Linked DNA regions of Homo sapiens: region 2 is linked to region 1. Evidence: chromatin loops called from intact Hi-C (ENCODE). Cell type or tissue: CD4-positive, alpha-beta T cell. All regions are shown on one strand. Each heading gives the region's core, and the rest is flanking DNA. Links, peaks and the distances in the headings are about the cores only.

The links. Hi-C counts contacts between places; a loop is a spot of excess contacts. Peaks named below come from ENCODE experiments on the same cell type or tissue, not always from the same donor. Only the 100,000 strongest peaks of a DNase experiment are listed, where the experiment ranks them.
Region 2: it touches region 1 in a loop (11-fold over the local background); 26 of 110 quality-filtered maps call a loop at or near these places.

What each region holds. Positions count from the first base shown.
Region 1 is chr20:32,897,492-32,909,780 of GRCh38, reverse strand. EFCAB8 (EF-hand calcium binding domain 8) reads right to left here. Exons shown (of 27, transcript NM_001143967.2): 11 at 11,158-11,288; 12 at 3,152-3,219; 13 at 2,787-2,938; 14 at 1,369-1,506. Among named protein-coding and RNA genes, the nearest start is that of EFCAB8, 45 kb to the right of the region's middle. RefSeq lists an enhancer at 2,536-3,036. In CD4-positive, alpha-beta T cell, for the core only: a CTCF peak has its summit at 7,105 (motif pointing left); a DNase peak (open chromatin) is centred at 7,100.
Region 2 is chr20:33,071,376-33,083,664 of GRCh38, reverse strand. It overlaps BPIFB3 (BPI fold containing family B member 3), which reads right to left. Exons shown (of 16, transcript NM_001376932.3): 14 at 11,498-11,561; 15 at 10,872-10,948; 16 at 9,818-10,089. The coding sequence ends at 10,060. BPIFB4 (BPI fold containing family B member 4) reads right to left here and starts at 4,022. Exons shown (of 18, transcript NM_182519.3): 1 at 3,962-4,022; 2 at 3,089-3,196; 3 at 2,033-2,153; 4 at 665-727; 5 at 1-298. The coding sequence starts at 2,138. In CD4-positive, alpha-beta T cell, for the core only: no CTCF peak of the experiment used is centred there; a DNase peak (open chromatin) is centred at 6,704.

The DNA of each region.
Region 1 (12,289 bases), core at 5,784-8,283:
GGGCTCTGCTCACAGTGATGGGCTGCCGGGAAAAACTTCCAATAAATCACGACATCAAGACGTCCTGACCACACGCAGGCCTGATTCCAGCAAGACTCCAGGTTCCTCAGCAGGCCTGCAGATACCCCCACCCTACTCCATGGCCCCCGCTCCCCGAGACTGAGCCTTCCAAACCCTAGTGTTCCTAGAACCCCAAATTCCAAGTCCAAGGTCCCTTTCACCTTATAACTTCTGAGAAGCTGAAGCCTCAATCAGGTGTTCCCTCCGGGAAGCCCTCCCTGCCTCCCCCTTGCCCCAGGCGAGGCTAAGGATTCCTCTGTGCTCCAAAAAGCACAACTCTACCATAACACATAGCACTTTCTACCGAAATTATCTGTTTTTCTTCTACCCTGTAGGTTCCTAGAGAGATGGGACAGTGTCTTTGTCATATATTCTCTGTTCATGACAAAAGGCAGGGGGTTGATAAGGTTTGGTGCTCTGAAATGAACTTCAAAGGCCTATTTAATTCAGCAAATGCTGACCACCTGTCTGGCACTCAGCAAGGAGATAAAGGAACCCACTACCTTCTCAAGAAAACTGCTGTCTAGGGGAGGGCCAGCCAAGTGCGTAAGGATGACACACATGTCACCGACCAGGGTGGCCCAGCCCACGGAGCGTGGGAGGCCTTGGTGGAGCTCAAGCACGAGCGGCCCCCGCATCTCTTTTCTGGGCTTCTGCTCCCATCTGTGGGTTGTGGCTCAGCCTTGCAGCTCCCCAAGCCTCCACCTTCTTGTGGGCCCCCTTACCCCCATCCTCCACAGGAAGCCCCTCGTGCTTGTCCCAATCTTTCCTGTCCTCCAGGGTCAGGACAGACCTCACAGGGGTTCCAGCTGAGTCCTGAGTCACAGATGGCCTTCCTATCTGTGACTCAGTTTCCCACAGGGTCTCTCCTGCAGAGATGCTGCTCGGACGTGGCCCCTGTTTCCCAAAGTTCATGACTTAGCAGGAAAAACAGTCATGTAATAGCGACAGGACAGAGTTATGAGGCTCATGACTGAGACAAGGAACGGGGCCAAGAAAACATGGAGGAAGGGCTCCTAACAAGCCTGACGTTCAGGGTGGCTCCCAGAGGGAGAGGCTGAGGACGCCTGAGTGGGGACAGTGCAGACAGCAGCAGCAGCTGCAGAGAGGGTGACAGGCTGGGGGCCTAGAAACAGGATTTCAGGAAATCCCAAGACACGGCCCCTCACAGGCCAGGCCACAGAGTCTAGCCGCTTCAGCAGTCCCAGGAGGGACAGGACGTGGCCACCCCTTGGGTGTCCCATGGGATTCAGACCCTGGCCCTCCACCTGCGGCCTTGACCCCACTCCCTCCTGGGACAGCACTCACTGAGTAGGTGCTGCAGATGAGGGTATTGTCCTTCTCGAAGAAGTAGGCACTGGTGATGGGGCAGTTTCCCAGAGCAAAAAACTTCCCACAGAAGGACTGGAGGCATATGTAGTCCAGCATGTCCCACACGCGAATATTCTGGGGGATGGGAAAAAGGCAAGACGCTGAGCATGGGTCTCGGGGATGTAGCCGGCTCCTGAAGCCTCGGGGGTGCCTCCGGCGAACAAGGCCAGGGCACATCGTCCGTCCAAGCACTTCTAACACACACACATGGTGTTGGCACCGTCACACCCAGCAGCAGAGAGGCTACTCTTGTGCTCAGATAACCCAGGTACACAGTGAGTGAGGGCCGGGCACAGCTCCACCCCCAGCCTGCCCCCAGGCCTCCACCCTGTTGGAGCAGCTGAATTCACTGGCTGGGTACAAAAGCCAAGCCAGGCAGCACATGCTGGCCCCAGGCCCTCCCTTGCTGCCACTCCAGCCTGGGACACAGTCCGGTAGTGGCTACCAACATAGTTGCCACAGTGGCCTGCCTGTCCCCAGAGGGGCCCCTCCCATTCCTCCCAGGTGGAGGAACTTTCCCTAGAGGGCCCCACAGAAGTCCCTCCAAGACCCTGACTTCTTGGAGGCATCCTCTGCCCATGGCCGACTGGGGACCTCAGCGAGACTGTCCCTGTCCCCATGCCCCAGACTCAGACCCTTCATCAGAGGCGATGATCCCAGCTCCCAGGGCTTCTGGGAAAATTCCAGACAGGAGGGTGTGTGGATATGTTGGAGAGGGTGCTCCAGGTGACCCTGAGGGCCCTGACAATTCTCCATCTCCAGAGTTCCAGAAAACGTAACCTGTCCCCTAAAGGAGGGCCCCCAGCACTGTGGGCCCACAGCCCAGCAGACGGGGCAGTATCCTGAGCCTACAGCTGCAGAGGAGCACAGTGGCGGGTCCCAAGTGGGAGCCCTGGCATGTGGGAAAGGCCAAGCCCAGCCCTCATGGCCAGGCAGCCGAGGAGGGGTCACTAGAGCAACTGAGAGGTGCAGATCGAGGGCAGGGGCAGCGCAGGGGAACGGCTGCCATGCATTGCACAACTCCCCTGTGCCAGACACTGCACTGCTGTTTTGCTGCTGGTTCTCTAAACCACTCAACAGCCCATTCTATGGATAGGGAGACTGAGGACTGAGGCTCAGAAAAGGGAAGGACTTGCCAGGGTCACAAAGTTAGAAGCCAGGCTGGGCTACCTGGGAACCCAGCTCTGGGGACATGCTCAGAGGTCCATGGCCACCCTCACCTTCCTCCCACCCGGGGCCCCTCCTGCTAGGCCTTTGGCCAGATGTGGGGCCGTGGGCAGGGAGGTCATGCCATTTCTCTGGCCAGTGTGTTTCCCTGAGGAACAGAAGGAGTCAGGCGGACCGTCGGGGCGGACCTTGTCCTTGGAGACACTGATGAGGATGCTGTTGTTCCTGCTATCCACAAGGATGTGCGTCACTGAGGTCTGGTGTCCCTTCATCAGCCACACGGGCCTCTTTGAGACAAAGGGGTTCCACAGGCGGATGAAGGCATCGTAGCCACCAGTCACTGTGGTCAAGACGTGGGTGTCAGTCCCAGGGGCCTCCACTGGGGACCTTCACCCACTGGTGAAGGTGGTGCCCAGAAGTGGGGACAAGAGCAGCAGGAGAGGAAGCCAGACAGAGGCCAGATGCTGTGCAGCCCTCTCCTGAGCTCTGGTGGTCCCCCCATCCCCAGCAGCCCTCCCCCCAGCAGCTTCTGGGTGACATGAAGGTGACTTACCCAGGAAGTTCCTGTCTGGGCAGTAATCAAAGCAAAGAATCCCTTTCCTTAAACGCAGCACTGACAACCTACAATATCAAAGGAGTGAGGGCTGCAGGGCCGGGAGCAGTGGCCCCAAGAGAGCGTCTGAGACTGAGCCTGGGGTGGGAGGAGCTAGAGGCAGAGCCTCCCAGGAGGCCTAGGGAGGAGTCACTACCTCTCCATCCTAGGAGAGGAGTAGCCCCAGAGACCACCCAGGGTTCACCCTGCAGCCAAGTCAGGGCTCAGCACCACAGGCAAAGCAGCAGCCCAGTCCTGGCCCCAAACCAACAGCCCACAGGCCAGATGCCACCTTCCAGGTAGAGACAGCTCCCAGGCAGGAGCGACTCCTGACATTTGTAAAGCATTTGGCCTCATTCCAAGGGCAAATTTGATTTTCACATCAACTGTACTGGGACAGGCATCTTCCCATCCATGATACAAATCAAGAAAAAAGCGGGGTTCCAAGGGAGGGACAGAAAGGAAGCTCCCGGGTGCCCCACCCTGGCTACGTGTGGTCCCCATGCAGGGTGCTGTCTCCTGCATCATCTGGACATCTCATACAATGCCCAAGAATAGAACTGCCCTGCGCTAGGGATAGAGACACCAAAAGGAAAAGTCAAGGAGCTTCCCCAAGGTCACACAGGTTGCAAACAATGGGGGTTATGGGGTTTAGGACATGCTACCCCAAAATATGGCATCTTGGCATTTGAGACAACAGCAGAAGCAGCAGGAGGGCCACGCTTGCCTTCCCCTAGCCTTCTCCCTGAAGCAGGTCATAGAACACTGATTCCATAGGTGCCCACTCTATACCTATACCTAGGGGAAAGGAATGTCCTTTTTTTTTTTTTTGAGATGGAGTCTCACTCTGTCGCCCAGGCTGGAGTGCAGTGGTGCGATCTTGGCTCACTGCAACCTCCACCTCCCAGGTTCAAGTGATTCTCCTGCTTCAGCCTCCAGAGTAGCTGGGATTACAGGTACACACCACCACGCCTGGCTAATTTTTGTATTTTTAGAAGAGATGGGCTTTTACCATGTTGGCCAGGCTGGTCTGGAACTCCTGACCTCAGGTGAGCCACCCATGGCCTCCCAAAGTGCTGGGATTACAGGCATGAGCCACCAAACCCAGCCCCAATGTCCTTATTTCTGAAGACACAGGGACACAGAGGGGGATCTGGACAAACAGTTTACTGCCATCAGATGGTACTAGTCCAGTCGTCCTGCATGACCGTCCATTCTTCATCAAACTTCACATGAAACTACACAGGCGTCCCTGTCTCTTTGGGTTTTTTTCTGAAGGCTCCCATGTCACATGAAACTTAAATGTGCATGCTTTTCTCTTGTTCATCTGCCTTTTGTTATCAGGGTCTCAGCCATAAACCTTACAATGGGTGAAGAAAAAATATTACTCCTCCCGCACAGGGGTCAGGATTCAGACCTAGGGTGGATATGGCAGGAGGTGGCAGGAAGCTCAGTAAGCAGCGATCCAGGAGAGGAGAGGCTCATTAGGGCCGGGTGAGGCTCAGAGGGCTGGAGAGGCCCAGACAGGAGTTCCAGGAAGGCCAGGGCCCTGCAGCCCTCACAGGCCTAAGAACCGCAGATGCTCTGTGCCTATGCCCATGCCTCTCATCCACAACATCCTGCCCCGCCAGCTCCTTCTACTACACTCTTCAAAACTCCATTCTGGCCAGGCACAGTAGCTCACGCCTGTAATCCCAGCACTTTGGGAGACCAAGGCGGCCGGATCACCTGAGGTCAGGAGTTCCAGACCAGCCTGGCCAACAGGGTAAAACCTCGCCTCTACTAAAAATACAAAAATTAGCCAGGCATAGTGGTATGTGCCTGTAATCCCAGCTACTCAGGAGGCTGACGCAGGAGAATCACCTGGACCTGGGAGGTGGAGGTTGCAGTGAGCCAAGATTGTACCACTGCACTCCCAGCCTGGGTGACAGAGAAAGACTCAGTACCCCCACCCCGCCACCGCCTTAAAAAAAAAAAAAAAAAAAAAGCTCCATTCAGGTGTGGTGGCTCACACCTGCAATCCCAGCACTTTGGCAGGCACAGGCAGGAGGATCCCTTGAGGCCAGGAGTTCAAGACCAGCCTGGGCAACACAGCAAGATCCCATCTGTACAAAAAAAACAAAAATTAGCTGGGCGTGATGGTGCACCTGCAGTCCCAAATACTTGCAAGGCTGAGGTGGGAGGATTGCTAGAACCCAGGAGGTTGAGGCTGCAGTGAGCTGTGATCATGCCACTGCACTCCAGCCTGGGGGACAGAGCAAGAACCTGTCCACGAAAAAAACAAAAAGACTCTATTCAGGCCAGACACAGTGGCTCACGCCTGTAATCCCAGCACTTTGGCAGGTCGAGGCAGGAGGATCCCTTGAGGCCAGGAGTTCAAGACCAGCCTGGGCAACACAGCAAGATCCCATCTGTACAAAAAAATTAAAAATTAGCTGGGCATGGTGGTGCACCTGCAGTCCCAGCTACTTAGGAAAGTGAGGCAGGAGGATCACTTGAGCCTGGGAGTTTGAGGTTACAGTGAGCTCCAGCCTGGGCAACAGAACGACACCCTGCCTCAGAAAAAAAAAACCCAAAAAATCCATTCAAAGGCATCTGTAGTAGGGCACCCGACCCCCTGACACAGTATGCCCTCCACTGAAGTCACCCCTGACCCGGCTCCTCCACCACTCCCGGGGGGCCTAAGCCAGGTGCCTGGGCATCAACCTGGACAACACTGTGGCTCCCATTATCCAGCCTGGCCCCAAGTCCTCCTTGCCTACTTCCCTCCACTCCCATGGCCACTGCTAGCCCAGGCCCCTGACTTTGCCGTATCAGCCTCCCAGCCAGTTCCTTCATCTCCAGCCTTGCTCCCCTTTAAATCATCTGTCCAGAGACACAAGGATTCCTCTAAAAATCAAAGCTTCAAAGAGAACAGATGGCAGTACACATATTTCATTTATTGCCAAACCAGATATTCCTCCCTCCACACGTATATGTGCTGCCGAAAAATGTTCTGGAAGAATGGTCACCAAAATGTTAGTAGAAATTATTTCAGGCCGATTTCACGTATTGATCAACAAAGATTTCCTGGCTCCTACTCCTGCCAGGATTACCAGGGGCACAGACACGAGGCTTCTGCCATAGGGGGTTTTCCTTCTAGAGGGAAACAACAGGAGGAAGTGGACACACAGAAGGGAGATGGACATTTACAAATCATGGCGAGTCCTGCAAGGGACATAAGCACATGGCTTTGACGGAGGACAACAGAAGGAGGCTCACTTCTGCCGGCCTCTCTGAGGAGGGTCCAGGGCAGCGGAGACCTGAAGGGTGAGAAGGAGTCAGCCCCGGGGAGCCCAGGGGAGGGGTGAGGCTTCAGCCGGAGGGAGCAGCCTATGCAAGGCCGGTGTGGTGGGCACCAGGTGGGCCAGGAGGAGAGGGCATGAGAGGACATGGGCGAGATGGGCAGGGCCCAATCCACAGCCCTGGCCAGGAGCCGTTGAAGGCTCCATACAGGGCCCTGGCTGGATCAGATTTGTTGATGGCCGTGGGTCAGGAAATGTGGCCTGAGGGGACACGGTGAGGCTGCTAAGAGGGCCAGGGCAAGCAGTTCAGGTGGGAGATGACGGTGGCTTCAACTAGGTGGTGGTGGCAGAAGTGAAGGAAGAGGGGACAGTCGGGGAGACGCCGGGGGTCAGTCCACACACTCAGCACCGGCTCCTGCTACCACACCCGCTCCGTCAGATTTGCTCCTGGCTCGAACCATCTGAGAACTCAGGTGAGGCTGGCTGCAAGGAAGCCAGACCCTCAGGCCCACACTGCCTTGGAGGCTGAGGCTGACTCCAGAGGCAGAGGTTGGGGTGCCAATGCCAGGCCCCACCCGCAGAGGATATGCCCTAAGATGGCATCGCCAAAACGGGAGACCAGCAAGTGGTCAATTGTGCCACCTGCCGGCCTGTACATTGCACTGCATGCAGACAAGAATGCATGGGGTGTGCCAACACTCCCAGCTAATTTTTAAATATTTTGTGTAGATGGGATCTTGCTGTATTGCCCAGGCCGGTCTTGAACTCCTGGCCTCAAGGGATCCTCCTGCCTTGGCCTCCCTAAGTGCTAGGATTACAGAAGTGAGCCACCGTGTCTGACCTGAATGGAGTCTTTTGTTTTTTTTGAAGACAGGGTCTTGCTCTGTCACCCAGGCTGAAGGAAGGGAACATGTGTCTCTGTGTTTGTGTGTGTAAATATATTCTCTACCCTACCCCAAAAATACATCTCCAGTCCCTCCATCCCACAACACAGCCCAGCTCCAGGCCACCATCCTATGCAGCCTCAACTATTGCAATGGCCTCCTCACTGGTGTGTTCACCACCACCCCTGCCCATGGACACTCCACCTGCAACATATAAGCCAGACCACACCAGTTCTCTGCTCAAAACCATCCCAGAACCGTGCTTATATCTAGTTCCAAATATTGTAAGAAGATACTCTGAGGTACTTAGAGAAATATTAACGTGGACTAGCTACTAGGTGATATGGAAGAATTATACCATTTTATCTATTTTTGTGTGTGTTTGAAACATTTTATAATGAAAATATTAATTTAAAATTAATTAATTTAAAAAACAAGGCCAGGAGCGGTGGCTCACGCCTGTAATCCCAGCACTTTGGGAGGCCGAGGCGGGCGAATCATGAGGTCAAGAGATGAAGACCATCCTGGCCAACATGGTGAAACCCCGTCTCTACTAAAAATGCAAATATTAGCCGGGCATGATGGCGCGTGCCTGTAATCCCAGCTACTTGGGAGGCTGAGGCAGGAGAATCGCTTGAACCCGGGAGGTGGAGGTTGCAGTGAGCTAAGATTACACCACCGCACTCCAGCCTGGGCACTGCAGCAAGACTCTGTCTCAATCAATCAATCAATCAATCAGTCAATCAATAACAAGAGCATACCACAGACAGCGGAGCTGTGCAAAGGCCCTGGCGCAGGAGCACGCCTGAGCCTGAAGGCCAGTGGAGCTGAGTGGGCAGGTGGAGGCAATGAGGTCAGGAAGGCAGCAGGCCCGGCCCACAGAGGCCCTCCTGGCCCTGGTGAGGTGACCCCCTGATATCCTCCTGCCATCAGGACTCAATAAAACAAGATCTGAATGAAACACATATCTTATACACCAAGCTTGTCCAACTCACAGCCCATGGGCCTCATACAACCCAGGACAGCTCTGAATGTGGCCCAACACAAATTCATAAACTTTCTTATAACATTATGAGACTTTTTTGTGATTTTTATTTAGCTCATCAGCTATTGTTAGTGTCAGTGTATTTTATGTGTGACTCAAGACAATTCTTCTTCTTCCTATGTGGCCCAGGGAAGCCAAAAGATTGGACACCCCAATATACACTAAGTGATACCACCACCAATGCAGACAGATAGCCTCAGCAAACAGCTCCAAGCAAACTTCTGCCACACGGCCCCATTCAAAGCACTGAACCCAAGACTGAAACTTCCCCTTCACGTCAGACATTCCCGGAGGCCCCTTTTTCCGGCCTGCAGGGAGCTCCAGGACTTGTCTAGAAATGTACACAGTGCACTGTTTGGTTAAAAAGGCACTGGACGGCCGGGCGCGGTGGCTCATGCCTGTAATCCCAGCACTTTGGGAGGCCGAGGTGGGCGGATCACGAGGTCAAGAGATCGAGACCATCCTGGCCAACATGGTGAAACCCCATCTCTACTAAAAATACAAAAATTAAGCCGGGCATGGTGGCTCACGCCTGTAATCCCAGTACTTTGGGAGGCCAAGGTGGGTGGATCACAAGGTTGGGAGATCGAGACCATCCTGGACAACATGGTGAAACCCCGTCTCTACTAAAATATGAAAAAAAATTAACCGGGCATGGTGGCGCACACCTGTAGTCCCAACTACCTGGGAGGCTGAGGCAGGGGAACTGCTTGAACCCGAGAGGCGGAGGTTGCAGTGAGCCGAGATTGTGCCACTGCACTCCAGCTTGGCAACACAGTGAGACTCCGTCACAAAAAAACAAAAAATAAAAATAATAAAAATTAAAAAATGAAAAATAAAAATACAAAAATTAGCTGAGCACGGGGGCACGTGCCTGTAGTCCCAGCTACTAGGGAGGCTGAGGCAGGAGAGTCACTTGAACCTGGAAGGCGGAGGTTACAGTGAGCCGAGATTGCGCCACTGCACTCCAGCCTGGTGACACAACAAGATTCCGTCTCAAAAACAAAACAAAACAAAAAAAGGCACTGGACATATAATGAGGCCCAAGATAAAACTCCAGCTCAAGTGTCTGCTCTAAGACAGTCACTTCCCCTCCCTAAGCTTCGGGTTTCCCATCTGTAAAATGAGGAGTTGGACGAAATTAGCCTTATCATCTCAGGATTGAAATTTCCCCTGAAAAACAACCAGGACAGAAAGGGACAGACATGGGTCTAAATGGCCCTCTGTTTCTGCCCCAACCCCACCCTGGCCTCACCCAGTCTCTCCCCAATACAGGCCTTAAATCTCCTGCTGTTCCCCCAAAAAGACTCTCCTGGGGCTCAATCTTCAGCCTGTGCAGAAGCAAAATGTCAGAGCCCCAAAGGCTCAAGGTAAAGACTAGGGGCCGGAGGAAAACTGCAGGGGCAAGAGCCACCCAGCAGGAAGACTCCGCGAGAGAACATACCTACCAGTTTATCCACAGTAAACGGCACAGTAGAAGCCACACAGTAAAAGAACAGAAGTGGGCCAGGCGCGGTGGCTCGTGCCTGCAATCCCAGCACTTTGGGAGGCCGAGGCGGGCTGATAACCTGAGATCAGGAGTTCGAGACCAGCCTGACCAACACAGAGAAACCCCGTCTCTACTAAAAATACAAAATTAGCCGAGCATGGTGGTGCGTGCCTGTAATCCCAGGTACTCGGGAGGCTGAGGCAGGAGAATCACTTGAACCCGGGAGGCAGAGGTTGTGGCGAGCCGAGATCGCACCATTACACTCCAGCCTGGGCAACAAGAGTGAAACTCTGTCACAAAAAGAAAAAAAGAAAAAAAACCAGAAGTGGTGGCTTTTGATAACTGGGTCAGGGAATGGCGATTGAATAAGGAGGGGGCCCCTCAGGACTCCAACCTTCTTTATAATGTTTTCATTTTTTACATGGACAATGCATTTAATACATACTTGTGTGATTAATTGGTTTTTCTTTTTTTTTTTTTTTTTGAGACGGAGTCTCACTGTGTCCCCCAGGCTGGAGTGCAGTGGCGCAATCTCGGCTCACTGCAAGCTCCACCTCCTGGGTTCACACCATTCTCCTGCCTCAGCCTCCCGAGTAGCTGGGACTACAGGTGCTTACCACCACGCCCGGCTAATTATTATTATTATTATTATTATTATTGTATTTTTAGTAGAGACGGGGTTTCGCCATGTTAGCCAGGATGGTCTCGATCTCCTGACCTCATGATCCACCCACCTCGGCTTCCCAAAGTGCTGGGATTACTGGCGTGAGCCACCGCGCCCGGTGACTAACTAGTTTTTCAAAAGAAAAGAAAAAACTTCACTCTAGGGTAGAGGAATCTAGACTGAAGGAAACAGATTGGAACCATCTGCAAAGAACCAATGCTGCCAGTTACTGAACACATACCACAGAGGATTCCCTCATGCAACCCTTCAGGAAGTGAGGTACGTGCTTTCACACCCTTTCACAGATGAGGGAACTGAGGGTCACAGAGGAGAAAGTAACTCACAGTCATCCCTTCATTCAGAAAACATTTCACTGACTGCCAATCACTCTGTGCTGGCTTCTATGCTGAGTTTTGCATATAGATTGGGAGATAAAAGAGGCTGCTGTGTTCTCACCGTGCTGCTGCTGGCAATGCTGGAAAAACTAAACCCCAGAGTCCATACACCAACCACCATCTGCCACTGTCAGCCCCCATGGTCCACTCACCACCCCCCTCCCTTCCAGCCCCACCGCCTTAGCCAGGAGAGAAGCACTTCTTACCTGGGTTTCTTAGAGGCTTTGGCTGGCAATATTGTCAGCACCAGAGAGGACTTCTCGATGGCTGAACAGGAGACTACCACATTCATCTGGGGGATGAACTTGACCTGCTCACACCAGTTGGGATGGAGAGCCTGGGAAGACAGTAGCAATGGTGGGAGACTCCACCCAAGGACAACTTTCTAGGCCCAGCCCCCAGAACATGACCAGGTGCTGGGACTGGAGGTGCCCAGAGATCACGGAGTCTAATGCCCTTCTCCTAGTGATCACAAAGTGATGTGGCCCCGCAATCCTAGCCCAGGTCCTATGACCAGCACTGGCCATCTCTCGTCACTGAAAATTTTTAAAAGCACACAAGCCTACTTTCATTTGAAATCTTGTGAGTTAGAGGATGGGGAAGGTCAGGCCCATACTAATCATCTCCCACGAGGAGAGAAAGGATGAATTCAAGTCTGTCCAGGCCACAATCTAGTTATCCACAGGGAGCCCCCTCTACAGATGGGCTGTGCTCCCAGCCCACTGCCACCCTCCATGTTTGTCATAGCGTGGAGTGCTCAAGGAAGCGCGGAGGGCATGAGAATGTGCATTTCACGGCAACTTGAACCACAAAAGATGACGCGCAGTCGAAGGGGCTGGCTGGGCTCTGAATTCTCCGGCGCCAACTCTGTGACCTGGACCAGTGCTTGGCCTCCCAATCTAGAGATTTTCCTCTCTGTGACGAGAATGGAAAAGGCGGGTTGGAGAGATTGGCTCATCAAATATTTCTTTGGTGCTTTCTACATGCAAGACCCTGAGCTGGGTTTTACACACACTGTCACCAAGCATCTGTCGCAATGAAGGCACCGAATCCAAGACACTGAGTGAGACCTGGAGGGAAAACCAAGCCCAAGATGAGCTTCCCACAGAAGACAGAAGAGCGGGTGCAGTGGCTCACACCTGTAAACCCAGCACTTTGGGAGGCCAAGGTAGGTAGACCAGCCTGGGCAACATAGTGAGGCCCCGTCTCAAAAAAAGAATTAAAAAATTAGCTGGGTGTGGTGCTTGTATTCCCAGCTACTCGGGGGCCTGAGGTGGGAGGATCACCTAAGCCCGGGAGGTCAAGGCTGCAGTGAGCCATGATCGCACCACTGCATGC
Region 2 (12,289 bases), core at 5,567-8,066, 170 kb before region 1:
TCTCCAGGCTGCAGCTCTCGCCGGTGAAGCCTGCCCACAGGTGCTGCCCTGTATCGCCCGAGGCCCCTGTGGCCTCCATATGCATTCTCGGCACTGCGATAGCCACTGTTTCGGAGGTCCCTGATGCTTCCCTCGGACTCAAGGATCTCACCATATCGGTATTTGCCCCCCAGCTGAGCAGTGTTGTCGTTGGTCTCAATGTGACCATACTGGTAAATACCATCAAGTTTTTTGCCGTTGGTATATACTGGGGGGGGTCCTCGGACATGGAAGTCATTGTAGGGAATATCACCAACACCTCGGGGGAATTCAATGCGTCTGTAGTCATTGTAATGGTGTCGGCCACCACCCAAAAGACCACCACCACTGCCACCCAGCAGCCCCCCTCTACTGCCACCCAGCAACCCCCCACCACTGCCACCCAGCAGCCCCCCACCACTGCCACCCAGCAACCCCCCACCACTGCCACCTCCTCCACCCAGCAACTCCCCACCACTGCTGCCACTGCCACCCAGTAAGCCTCCACCCAACAGATCACTGCCACCCCCTCCACCCCCACCACCAAGCAGGCCCCCCAGGAGACCACCTCCCCCACCACCTCCACTTCCACTTCCACCAAGCAGACCGCCCAGGAGAGGCCCACCACCATCACCACGGGCTTTACCCAAGGGCACCTCTCTCAGGGCCGAGTGGAGAGCATCACTTTGCTGCAGCATGCCTGAAATGGCTGCAGAGAGGCAAGGGCATCAGTCCAGGGTTCCTCCCTTTTTTCCACCTCCAGCCCCCAGGCAGCACCTCGCAGTGTTGCTCAGCTCCCTGGGCCTCACTTTTCCCACCAGCGAAGAGCAGAGGCTGAACGGGATGACTTCTCCAGGCTGATCTAGCCCTGGCATCCTGGCCAGCTCATTTTCTGCTGGGTTTTGTCTGGTCTTACTTTAACTAGATTTGGACATCAGCCAGCCCTTCATGGATTTTCTTCATCGCCCTCCCTTCTAAGTGCTCTGCACTTTACAGCTTTAAAAAATTGACTTCAGGACGGGCGTGGTGGCTCATGCCTGTAATCCCAGCACTTTGAGAGGCTGAGGAGGGTGGATTATGAGGTCAGGAGTTAGAGACCAGCCTGGCCAAGATGGTGAAACCCCGTCTCTACTAAAAATACAAAAATTAGCCAGGTGTGGTGGTGGGCACCTGTAATCCCAGCTACTCAGGAGGCTGAGGCAGGAGAATCGCTTGAAACGGGGAGGAGGAGGTTGCAGTAAGCCGAGATCGCACCATTGCACTCCAGCCTGGGCAACAAGAGCGAAACTCCGTCTCAAATAAAATAAAATAAAATAAAATAAACTTTCTTATGTATTATCGCAACTGATTCTTGGGAAATAGTCAAGGCCAGAAGTGTACCCGTCTGATGGATAGAAAGATTGAGGCCTGTGAGGTACTCAGAGATCACTTAAATAGGAAATAATCTCATTTTTTTATGCTCATGATAGCCTGGGATGGGTGTTGAGGGAGAAAGTATGTCCTCACATGCTAGATGACAAAAGCAAGGTCCTAAGAATTGGAGGCAAGAATAATTATAGCTCCCACTTTTGAGGGCCTTCTAAGTCCCAGGAGCTGTGCTAAGTTTTCAAAAGGTCATTTCATTTCATTCTCATATCAGTTCTCTGAGATAGAGACTATAATTACACCCATTTTACAGATAAAGAAACTGAGGCTCAGGGAACTCAAGTCATGAACTTAAGGTCACACAGTCAGGATTTGAACCCCACGAAGGCTGATCCAGGGCTCTTAATCATTGTTCTCTATTGCCTCTAAAGAATGAGCATAAAGTCACCAGTATGGTGCTTGGCACATAGTAGGTGCTCAGGAAATGGTAGTCAAAAGAAAAAGGAGAAACTAAGGCCCAGAGAGTAGAATTCACCCAGCCTCCCGATGTGAACTCTGCTAGCAGGAGGAGGTTCCTGGGTACTTCAGAGTTGGCAGAGCTGCCCTGCTCACCCCATGCCAACCCTCACCCCTTTGGGGCTGGACTCACCATTGCTCAACACATCTTTCGTCACCCTGAGGACCGTGTTTGTCTCGTGGCTGGTGCCACACACAGCCACCACAGACAGCGCAGCCACACACCAGGCCATCCACATGCTGGCACTGCTTCCCTGTGGAGGAGAAAGTGCAGATGCAGATGTGGCTGGGCGCCACCACCCTGGCCAGCAGGTAGCACTAGGCAGCCCCAGCCAAGAGTCATCTCAGGACCCTGGGACCCAGAGAGAGGGGAAACCAGCCAAGGTCACATACTAAGGCAGGGTCCAGAATTCCAGATACTACCTTTTGAGTTTTTCAAATTGAAATGAATCTGGTGACACAAAGCAGACCCATTAAACACACTGTTTCAGAGAATGGATGTCTAATTATCTCCCAAGATGGAATTGACAAATTGAGCATCAGGGAGATGGGTAATAGGGATTCCAACAAAAACACCAAACTGGGAGCTCGCAGGTTCTAAGGAACTCTCTCCAGCATCTACCCATCTACTCATCTACTCATTCCTCTACATCACTCACCCATCTACTCATCTACTCATTCTCCCCTTCGTATTTATTCTCCTATTCACCCATACATTCAACCTACTATCTTTCCATCTATCTATTACCCATCTGTCATGGAAACACCCAGCAAGCCATATATCTATCCATCCAACCAACCATCCATCCAACCAACCATCCATCCACTCATCAACTCATTCTCCTCCCTCTATTTATTAATCTGTCCACCCATCCCACCATCCATCCATCTTCCCATATATCTATCATCCATCTGTCATCCAAACAGCTGGCAAGCCATATATCCTCCTGCCCATCCATCTATCCAACCAACCATCCATCCACCCAGCTATCCATCCATCCATCCATTCATCTTTCCATCAGTTTATCTACTCATCAATGCATTCATCTAGCCACCCTTCCACACATCCAGCTCACCAGCAAACACTCTTCCCATCTCTTTGGAGGAGTCAGTTCTACACCACGTGGTTAATATTAATGGCTCTAGGTCAGAGATATCTGGGTCTTAATGCTTAGGAAAGGGACTTTACCTTTTTGAACTTCTGCTCCCAAATCACAAACAAGTTGTATCTCATACATAGTAGACACTCAATAAAGAGCAGCTATTGTTATTACTTTGGGACTGTTATTTCAGACCCCTAAGAAGTGGGTGAGGAATGTTATGAGATTGGGGAGGTGAAACATGCATTTTGGAACGAGCTGCATAGCCTCTGGGAAACTTTCTTTTGCTCCTTTTGTGCCCTCATCCACTTCTCTCACTCCATCAGCCCCGGCTACACATCCACCAACCTCAGAGAGTCAGCACAGGGCATGGCCTCTCATCTGAGCCAAGAAATTGTTGGTTTCAGCCACCTTTGTTTAGGCACACTCTCCTCTTTTTTCTGTCCCCATTTCTCTTGGACTTCACAGCGCCCCCAAATTCTTTCCCTACTCCTATCTGCTCCCAGAAGAATATTAGAGGCATTCATTTACACTAGAATATAAAGGACTACTATATGCAATAATTTTTTTCTGGCTTCCTCACCTCATCCTAACCTCACTTTCCAGAGAGCTGTGTTCAAAAAGGAATCACCCCTTTCAGTTAAAAAGATGGGCACCGATGGAAGATTTCTGGCATCAGCAAACAGCTGAGGAGTCTCCAGGAGGTAGCAAAGGCCCTCGGTACCCAACGTCCCTGGGAAAGATGAGTGCAGCTCTGCGCATGCATGTAATTGGCATAACCCAGGCCTTTTTGCTGATTCCCAAGAGGCTCTCCTGACTAGGCCCATGCTACAGACAAGACCCCTGAACTTGGAGAGGGGCCATCCTGATGGATCTCCAGGCTGGGACTCTCTCTCCTTATTACCTTCCCAGGCCTGTGCCTCCCCTGCCGGACACTGAGTAGACAAGGTGCGCCTCCTTACCCCTAGGAGGTCCCTGCCGCTGAGTCTTGAGAAGTCCTGTTCCCCAGCCCCTCTGCTTTTGGCTGAGTCTGGTCACAGATCAGTCTTATATAGCAGCCTGAGGCTGAGCCCAGACCCCAGAGAGGGAAACACTGTGTAATTACAAGAGACCGGAATTCAGATTTGCTCTGCAAATTGGGCATTGAGCCCCAAAACCATAAAGGTTTGCGGTTTGTGGCTAATTCCAAGACTTGCACTCAGCCCCAGATGGTGTCACATGAGCTGGGTTTTATCAGCCCTTGGGCTGGGCACATTCCCAGAGACCCCAGCTAGGCCTCAAGCTTGGGGAACTGGAATCACCCCCAGATGCATCTAGTTTCTAACTCTAAGGCAGGCACTAGCCATTCCAGATGATCTGGGTAGACAGGAGGTGCCCAGGCTGGACTCAGCATCAGGATGACCCAGGTTCAAACCCTGCTCAACCCCCAACTCACCGTATGACCTTGGGCCAGCCACTTCCCTCCTCTGAGCCTCACATTCTTTCCATCTGGCAAATGAGTATAATACCTGCCTCACAGGGCTGATTTTAGGACTAAAGGAGACGAATATGAATCCAGCTCCTCAAACTTGGGACTGGTGCACGAATGTGCATTTTTTTTATCTGAAAAATATTCCTCACTCATTTCTTAGGGGTCTGAAATAATAGTCCCAAAGTAATAACAATAGCTGCTGTTTATTGAGTGTTTACTATGTATGAGATACAACAAGGTTTTTCCCAACTATTTCCTCATGAAATTTTCATACCTATAGCAAAGGTGAAGGAAATGTACAGCGGACACACATGGTTGTCACGTTGTTCCCACCAACTATACCCACCATTTACATTCTTGTCATATTTGCATCCATCTGTTAGTCCATCTTTTATTTTTTATGCATTTGAAAGTTGCAGACATCAGTATACTACCACTAAACACTTCACCCTGCATGGCATTCAGATTCTTTTCTTTATATCTTTAAATACAGTGACATGCACAAATCTTAAATGTTCATTTGCTGAGTTTTGACCATTTTTTACGGTCATGCAGCCCACACTCCTATCACAATATAGAACATTTCCACCACCCCAGAATGTTCCGTCTGCCTTTTCCCAGTTGCACCCTCCAAAACCTGCTGGGACACAGCCCAGACCACTTCACTTGGCATCCAAGGCCTTCCGTACACACATCCCAGTCCTCTCTTCACACAGAGCTACTCATTCCTTCCATCCCCTCCTCATCACCCCCTGTGCTCCCTGCCTCTGGGCCTTTGCATGTGCAGTCCCTGCTGTCTACAAAGCCCTCTCCAGATTCTAAGGGTGAAAGGTAAGCAGCTGCAGGAAGCTTCCCCCAGCCCCTACAGTTCCTCTGGCCCATCCAGAGATCCCTGGGGCCCATAGTGAAGTGTTGTTTCTCCAGGCGAACCAGCTATGTGCCCCACTCCTAGGCCAGCACAGGCATAGATGCCAGTGTAACAAATGAACAAGTGAATGAATTAATTAACTCATCTTTCGCTCTCCACTGGACAAAGTGCTCCCTATCTTCCCACCCCATAGCCCCAACCCAGGTCCTACCTCCATGTTTAATCAATGCCACCTCCTCCCTGCTCCAACCCTGCCCGTCTGTGAATTCTGAGAGGCAGGAGACATTTCTGTCTCCACCAAGGCCTGCTTTCAAGTCAAACTGGGAATAAACGTGTTTTGCCCCTGACTCCCCAAGGAGATGCCTCCTCCTTCCTCCCTGGAGGCAGTGGGGACTCTAAGGCAGGCGTCATTGATATAAGTCCTGCCAAGCTCAACCGATGTCACCCCTCACTTCTGTGCCACTGGGCCAGTCCCACCTTGGAACTCAGTTTCCCCATCTGCAGTGGGTGCATTGATGGAACCGTTAAGAGCACAGGCTCCAGAGCTGGCTGCTGGGCTTGACTTCTGCTGCCAGTTCTCCCTGTTTCCTTGGTTGTAAGATTGTGATTGGAACTGTCCTGACCTGCAAAGCTCTGGGAACAGGGCCTTGCACACAGCTGGGCTCAGCGAGTGGCATTTACGTCCTTATCATCCTGGGTCCCACACGGCAGCAAGTCTGGAGGGCGATGAGGGGCATGAGGAAGTAGCTTCAGCCCAGACCACCTCATTGCCTCCTGTGCGGGCTGGAGGGGTTCCTGGAATGGGAAATAGGGACTCCAAGAGTCACACACTCCTGCGTTCCCACATTCATCTGCCCTTTTAGCCTCAACAATCACTTCTCCCTGGCCACCGTCTGGCCACCTGCAAAATGGGCATAATTACACTTTCCCAGGAGGGTTTTGAGAGTTACATAGGAAATGTGTGGAATGTCCCTGGAGCCTCGGAGCTCCGTAAACAGCAGCCCCCTTTAGTTTCCCTTGATGAAAGCAGACACTGAGTAGGGGTAAGTTCTGCCCAGCCTGCTAGCAGCATAAACTTGTGACAATGACTCTTTCTCAGTGCCTCAGTCTGCACCCCTGTAAAATGGGGAAACTAGAAAGGACATTTCAAAATGATGCTACTCATCTGAGTAACTCAGCTCCTGGGTCTTCCCTGTTTAAAGTCGTTGTGGTTCCCCATTGCCTGGCACTTAGTAAGTGTGATAAAAATGTTTGTGATACAAATATATGACAGTTTTAAATGGAATACAATGCAAAGAGGGCAACTGTGCCTTTCCCCACTCCTAAGAGGGCAGGAACCAATGCACACTATAAACTGTAGAGGGAGGTGCACACATGAAGGTGGTGCCAGTCACCCAAGGTTCTGTGCCCATTCTCAGTCCTCAGGCCAGCCTGTCCCCTGGGTCCTTCCTGGCCACCCTGAGAGGATTAGGGCAGCCCTGGCGCCGGGGAGATCACCTGGGCTTAGCTTCCAAAAGGTACCTTTGTCTGGAGCTGGAAGGACCTAGTGGGGGACGGCTGGAAGGACATCCAGATTCCCTGGGAGGTGACTCACCTCCAAGGTGACTCAGCCACACAGGAGCCAGGGGGTCACACTGGGGCTGCTGAGATTAGAAAACAGATCAGACCCACCACCAAAACTCCACTCAGCCCTTGCCCCCCTGCCATGAACTGTCAGCCCTCCAGGGCTGCAAGGGGCTCCCTTCAGTCTTGTTTGATTCCTCACCCTAAGGGCGGAGTTCAGAGACTGGGGTCCAGAGGCAGGGGGTCAGAGACTGGGTACTAGGTTCAAATCTCAATCTTGTCACTACCTAGCTGTGTGGCCTTGAGCATACCACTTAACTTCTCTATGCCTCGGTTTCCTCAACTGTATAATGAAGGTGAAGACAGTTCCTAGAAAGCAGGCCTGATTCAAGAAGCTGATGACATGACGTACCTAAAGCACTTAGAACAGTGTCTGGCACTTAGTAAGCATGCAATAAATGCAGCAAGAACTTTCTGGCATAGCAGTGAAAGCCCAGACTTTGGAATTCGAGTCAGAGGGATCTGGTTCAAATCCTGCTTCTGCCACTTAGAAGCTGGCTGATTCCATTTCTCTGAGCTTCAGTTTCCTTATATGTAGAACAGGATGATAATATCCACCCATCCTGGGGGCTGTGAAATTAAGTGCACTAAGGGATGCTAAGCATCTGACGTAGCATCCAGCACACAGTAAGCACTCATCAGAGGTTAACTGCTCTCACCTCTACTCTCTGCAGCTGCAGGACTCACCATGATGAAGCAGACACTGTCCCTGACCTTGAGGAGCTCTTGGGCAAGTGGGAGAGTGAAACTGAGGCAGTGACCAGTGTGGCCCATACAATACTGGGCCCTGCTGCCACACGGGGAGGCGCTGTCCTGTGTATGAAGGATGGCACGGGTTTGCCAGGCACACTTGGAGGAGAGGAGAGGGAATGTTCCAGGAAGAGGGAAGAGCCGTGCAAAGGCCTGGCTGCACATTGTTACTCGTTTTCCAGGTGCCAGGCACTCTTCTCAGAACTTTACAAGAATTGTCTGGTTTCATCCCTAGATGACCCGTGAGTAAATACTATAATATTCCCACTTCGCAGACGAGGAGCCCGAGGCACAGAGACAGCTCTGCTCCCTCTGCATGCTCCAGGAGGAATCAGCTGAGGCCAGGTCACAGGCAGCCTTAAATGCCAAACCTCGGAGCTTGGAGGCTTTCCTGTTGGCGCCAGGAATCCAGCCACTGCAGGGCTGTCTGTGACAGTGAGAGACGGTCAAAGGAGGTCAAGGATGGGCAGGAGGGGGATGGGATGAAAGAGAGAAGGGTGGGAGTCAGGGAAGGGTGTTCCCTGTGAGAGATGAGGAGGGACAGCTGGGGCTGTGAATGGAGAGGAGATAGAATAATGCAACCGTAACAAGAGCTAACTGGAACTGGGGGCTTCTTACAGATGGGTCACCATCCTGAGTGCTGGTTTAATCCTCAAAGCCATAATAGAACATCCTCAAGTTACTGATGAAGAAACTGAGGCTCAGGGAGAGGAAATGACTTGCCTGAGGCCACATGGCTAACCAGAAGCCAGGAAGGGATTTGAACACGGACAGCTAACTCAAGCCACTCATTTAACCATGATGGGAATCAGTAGCACTGGAAGTGTCTGGAAATCAGACACAGGAAGATAAACCCGAGCATGTCACCCGGCACTGGCATGTAGCAGGCACCAATAAATGTAGGGTGGATGAATGAAAAGAAAGGACGAGAAAAGGGAAGGGAGGGTGGGACAGAGGAAGGGAAGGAGGAAGGGAAGCAAGGAAGAAGGGGGGAAGATGGATGGATGCATGGATGGATGGATGGATGGATGCATGAATGGATGGATGCATGCATGAGTGGATGGACGGATGGATAGATGGATAGATGGATAGATGGATGGATGGATAGATGGATGGATGGATGGATGGGAGAATGGGTGGGTGGGTGGATAGAATAATGGATGGGTAGAAAGTTGGATGGGAGGGTGGATGAATGGTTGAATAGGAGGCTAAATGGGAGGGTGAGTGGATGGATGGATGGGAGGCTGGATGGGAGGGGGGATGGATGGATGGATGGATGGATGGATGGATGGATGGATGGATGGGAGGCTGGCTGGCTGGCTGGTCGGCTGAATGAATGAGTTGTGGATAAATCTTCAGATGAGCTCCAAGTCTCCCCTACCTATTGCCTAGCCTCAAATCCTCTGAGCCAGTTATCAAAACTTGGTTGGCACTTCTTCACTCAGGCCATCTGTAAGTGCCAACTTGGGGATATTTTTCACCAAAGGTGCCCATCGTAAGCAGTGGGGAGAAGCCCAGGACCTAGAGGCAGGACCCCTAGTCTCTCATCCCAACTCTGCCGCTGTGTGGACCAGGGCCAGCCAAGCCCTGCTCTGGCTTCAGTCTCCCCATCTGCACCAAGAGCGTTTGGCACAGCTCTGTTCTGAGCTGTGTCCATGTCTGATGTGCAGCCAATAGGGACCCCCCCACACCACAGGGCAAGAACAAGTCTCACTCATCCTTGCTTCCTGGGGTGCTAGTGCCTTTGTTTCCTGGAAAGCTCCTATTCTCCCTTCAAAATTCAGCTCAGATGTCACTTCTGATAAGCATCCCAAAGTCAGAAACAGAGAAAAATGCAGACTCAGAGAGAGAGAGAGTGAAAAGTAGAAGTATTTAGAGAAAGAGAGAGAGAGAGAGCTGGAGGCAAGGGGGGCAGGGACAGAGAGGAAGGCAGAACAGGACACAGAGGCTGCCCAGGCCAACAAGGTCAGTTTGGGACTCAAAGCTACAATGACAAGGCCCTGAGTCCCCTCACCTCCCAGAAGCTCCTACCTGGAGCTAAGGAGGGCACTGGAGGCAAAGGCCAAGTCAAGTCCTACGTGACTGGGGAATAAACCAGCCAGGAGATACCGAGATACAGGAGTCATTTATTGAAAGCTCAGGGTTTGCTACTGAGGCCCCAGAGCTCTCTCTGAGGCAGTTCTATGATTAGCCAGGCAGTTCCCACCCCAAACTTGGAGTAGTGCTTCAGGGCCAGAGGGCATTTTTACTGTCACCAACATCAGCTAGAGACTGGGAGGGAAATTGAGGCAGAGTAGACAGGTGGTCTCTAGTAGTCAACAGGGAAGGCTGGTGGCCATGTCTCAGCCTCAGGATGCCACGGTCAGCACAACAGCATTCTGTAAGGAACAACCGCTCTTGGTTACACCCCTGAGTCTCTGCAATGCCCCATCCCTGCAGCCATCTTTACTCCCCTGCCCTGGGATTGGCCCTGTACCTGGAACACAGCAGGCACTCATTAAATGAATAAATGAATGATGAAAAAATGACATCCAGTGTGGGACAGGCTCTGACTTGAGGACTTAATAGACTCAAGTTCAACTGCCATTTCTGCTATTAATTTACTGGTGAACTTGGGCCAGAAATCTGACCTACTTCAGCCTTGGTCCTCATCTGAGAAATGGGTACAGAACTCTCTGCTCTGCCCACCTCCTAGAGCTATTCCACCACCCAAAGTTGGGCTGGTTTGAAAAGGATTGTGAGGCCATATCAATATTCCACAAGAAAAAGGGTCATGATCCATTGGTCATATCTGCTGCAGACACAAGATAAGGGAGAGATGGCATATGTATTTGTTGCTGTTGGACCAGGGGAACTGTGATTCTGTGAGTGAATCTTAGGTTCCATTCTAGAGGCCAGACATGTCTCTGAATCCAATGGGAAAGAACTCCGTGATTGATTGATGATGTCTGCCATGGGCAAGAAATGGAGGAGTAGTAGCACACATGTCATATATTTGCCATTCCTAAGTTAGGCAATTTGTAACTCACTGAGAAATTTAGAAAATGGATCAGGGACAGACAAGAGGATGAAGCAAAGCATTCCCCTCATTAGTTTCAAGCAGAGCTTTCCAGAGACAAGCTTAAGGCCCACCTGGGCCGTATCTGCAGAGAAGGCTCACCTCTACGATCTCCAGAACTGAATTGGAAAAATTGATATTAAGAACCTTAGGCAGGGGAATTCCAACATCCAGGGCCACTGTGAAAAGAGAATCGTTGAAAACAAAGGTACATTGGTGGGGAGCTCTTGGACCCTAGGAACCCTCGGACCCTGCTGACCCTATTCCATCACTTTCACTAGCCAGCCAGTTCTCTTCTCACAGAATCAGCTTCTTATTGGCAAACTCCTACTCATCCTCCTACACCCAAACAAAAATGTCCCTATTCTGTATTGTGTCAGTGGTGCCCCCGTGTCAAGCCTCCTAAAGGCTTCATCAATCCCTTACACACTCTGGGTCATCTATATTCTAATCATTTGTTTATATGATTATTTCCTACTAGACTGTGGGAGCTTAAGGCAGGACTGAGGTCAGATCAGCGCTTGAAGTCCATAGGCTGGCAAGATGTAGGTGCTAATCAATGTCATTTAAATGGAAAAATTGGTGCCTCAGTTTCTGCATCTTGCAAATGAGGATCGACCTCTCTCTCTGGCCTCAGTGTCCCCATCAGAACCATAAAGAGAGGCAACAGACTAGACAATACCAAATTCAGACACTCCATGTGTCCAAGAGAGCAAAACCTGCCATACCGTTAAGCTTTGGTGCATACACTGCCCCGACCACATGGCTGAGCCATTCTTCTAAACGCGATCCCTGCAACAGAACACACAGGGTGGTGGGGGTGGTGCTCTGGGGTGTGGCTTTACAGGCAGCAGCATCCCGTTCCCAGGGAGAGAAACCCAGGGGCCCAGCTGCCTCAGCCTCCCCCAAGCCTGAGGACACAGCTCCTGGCAGGCACTGGGCACTTGGGGGTGGCCTGGGCTGTCCACCAGTGACCTCGAAAGAGATTCTGTGATTTAGGCTGGCTTTACCCCAGGCCCCATGAGCTTGGAAGAAGTGCCTTCCTATAAGACTCTGTTGGGGCTGGAGGTGGGCAGTGCCTAAGAAAGAGGGAAGGAAATGTGCCCAGCTCCAGTCTATGGGGTCTGACCTTAGATTCCTGTCAGTTTAGGGACTCTGAGAATGTTCTAGAACCTGAGCCCATGGTGAGATTCCAGAACCTCAGAACTCTGTAAGAAGCAGGAACCTCGGGGCTCTGTGAGCTCTGAAATGGAACTTGCTGAGTTCGGGAAATTTATTACTTGGGAGAAGTTCCAGAATGATGGACCCTTGTGAGGTTCTAGATGTCCACAACTTTGTGAGGTTCCAAGACCGTGGAAGATCATGAGATTCACTTTCCTAAGATGATCACTGTTTCTCTCTCTCTCTCCCCACTGCCCACACCCCCTGCTCTCTCTCACGCACACCCGCCCTGATATTTGCCCACTCTGGCTTAATTGGGGAGGATCCCAGTCCTGAGGTCAGCTCAGTCATATGGCCCA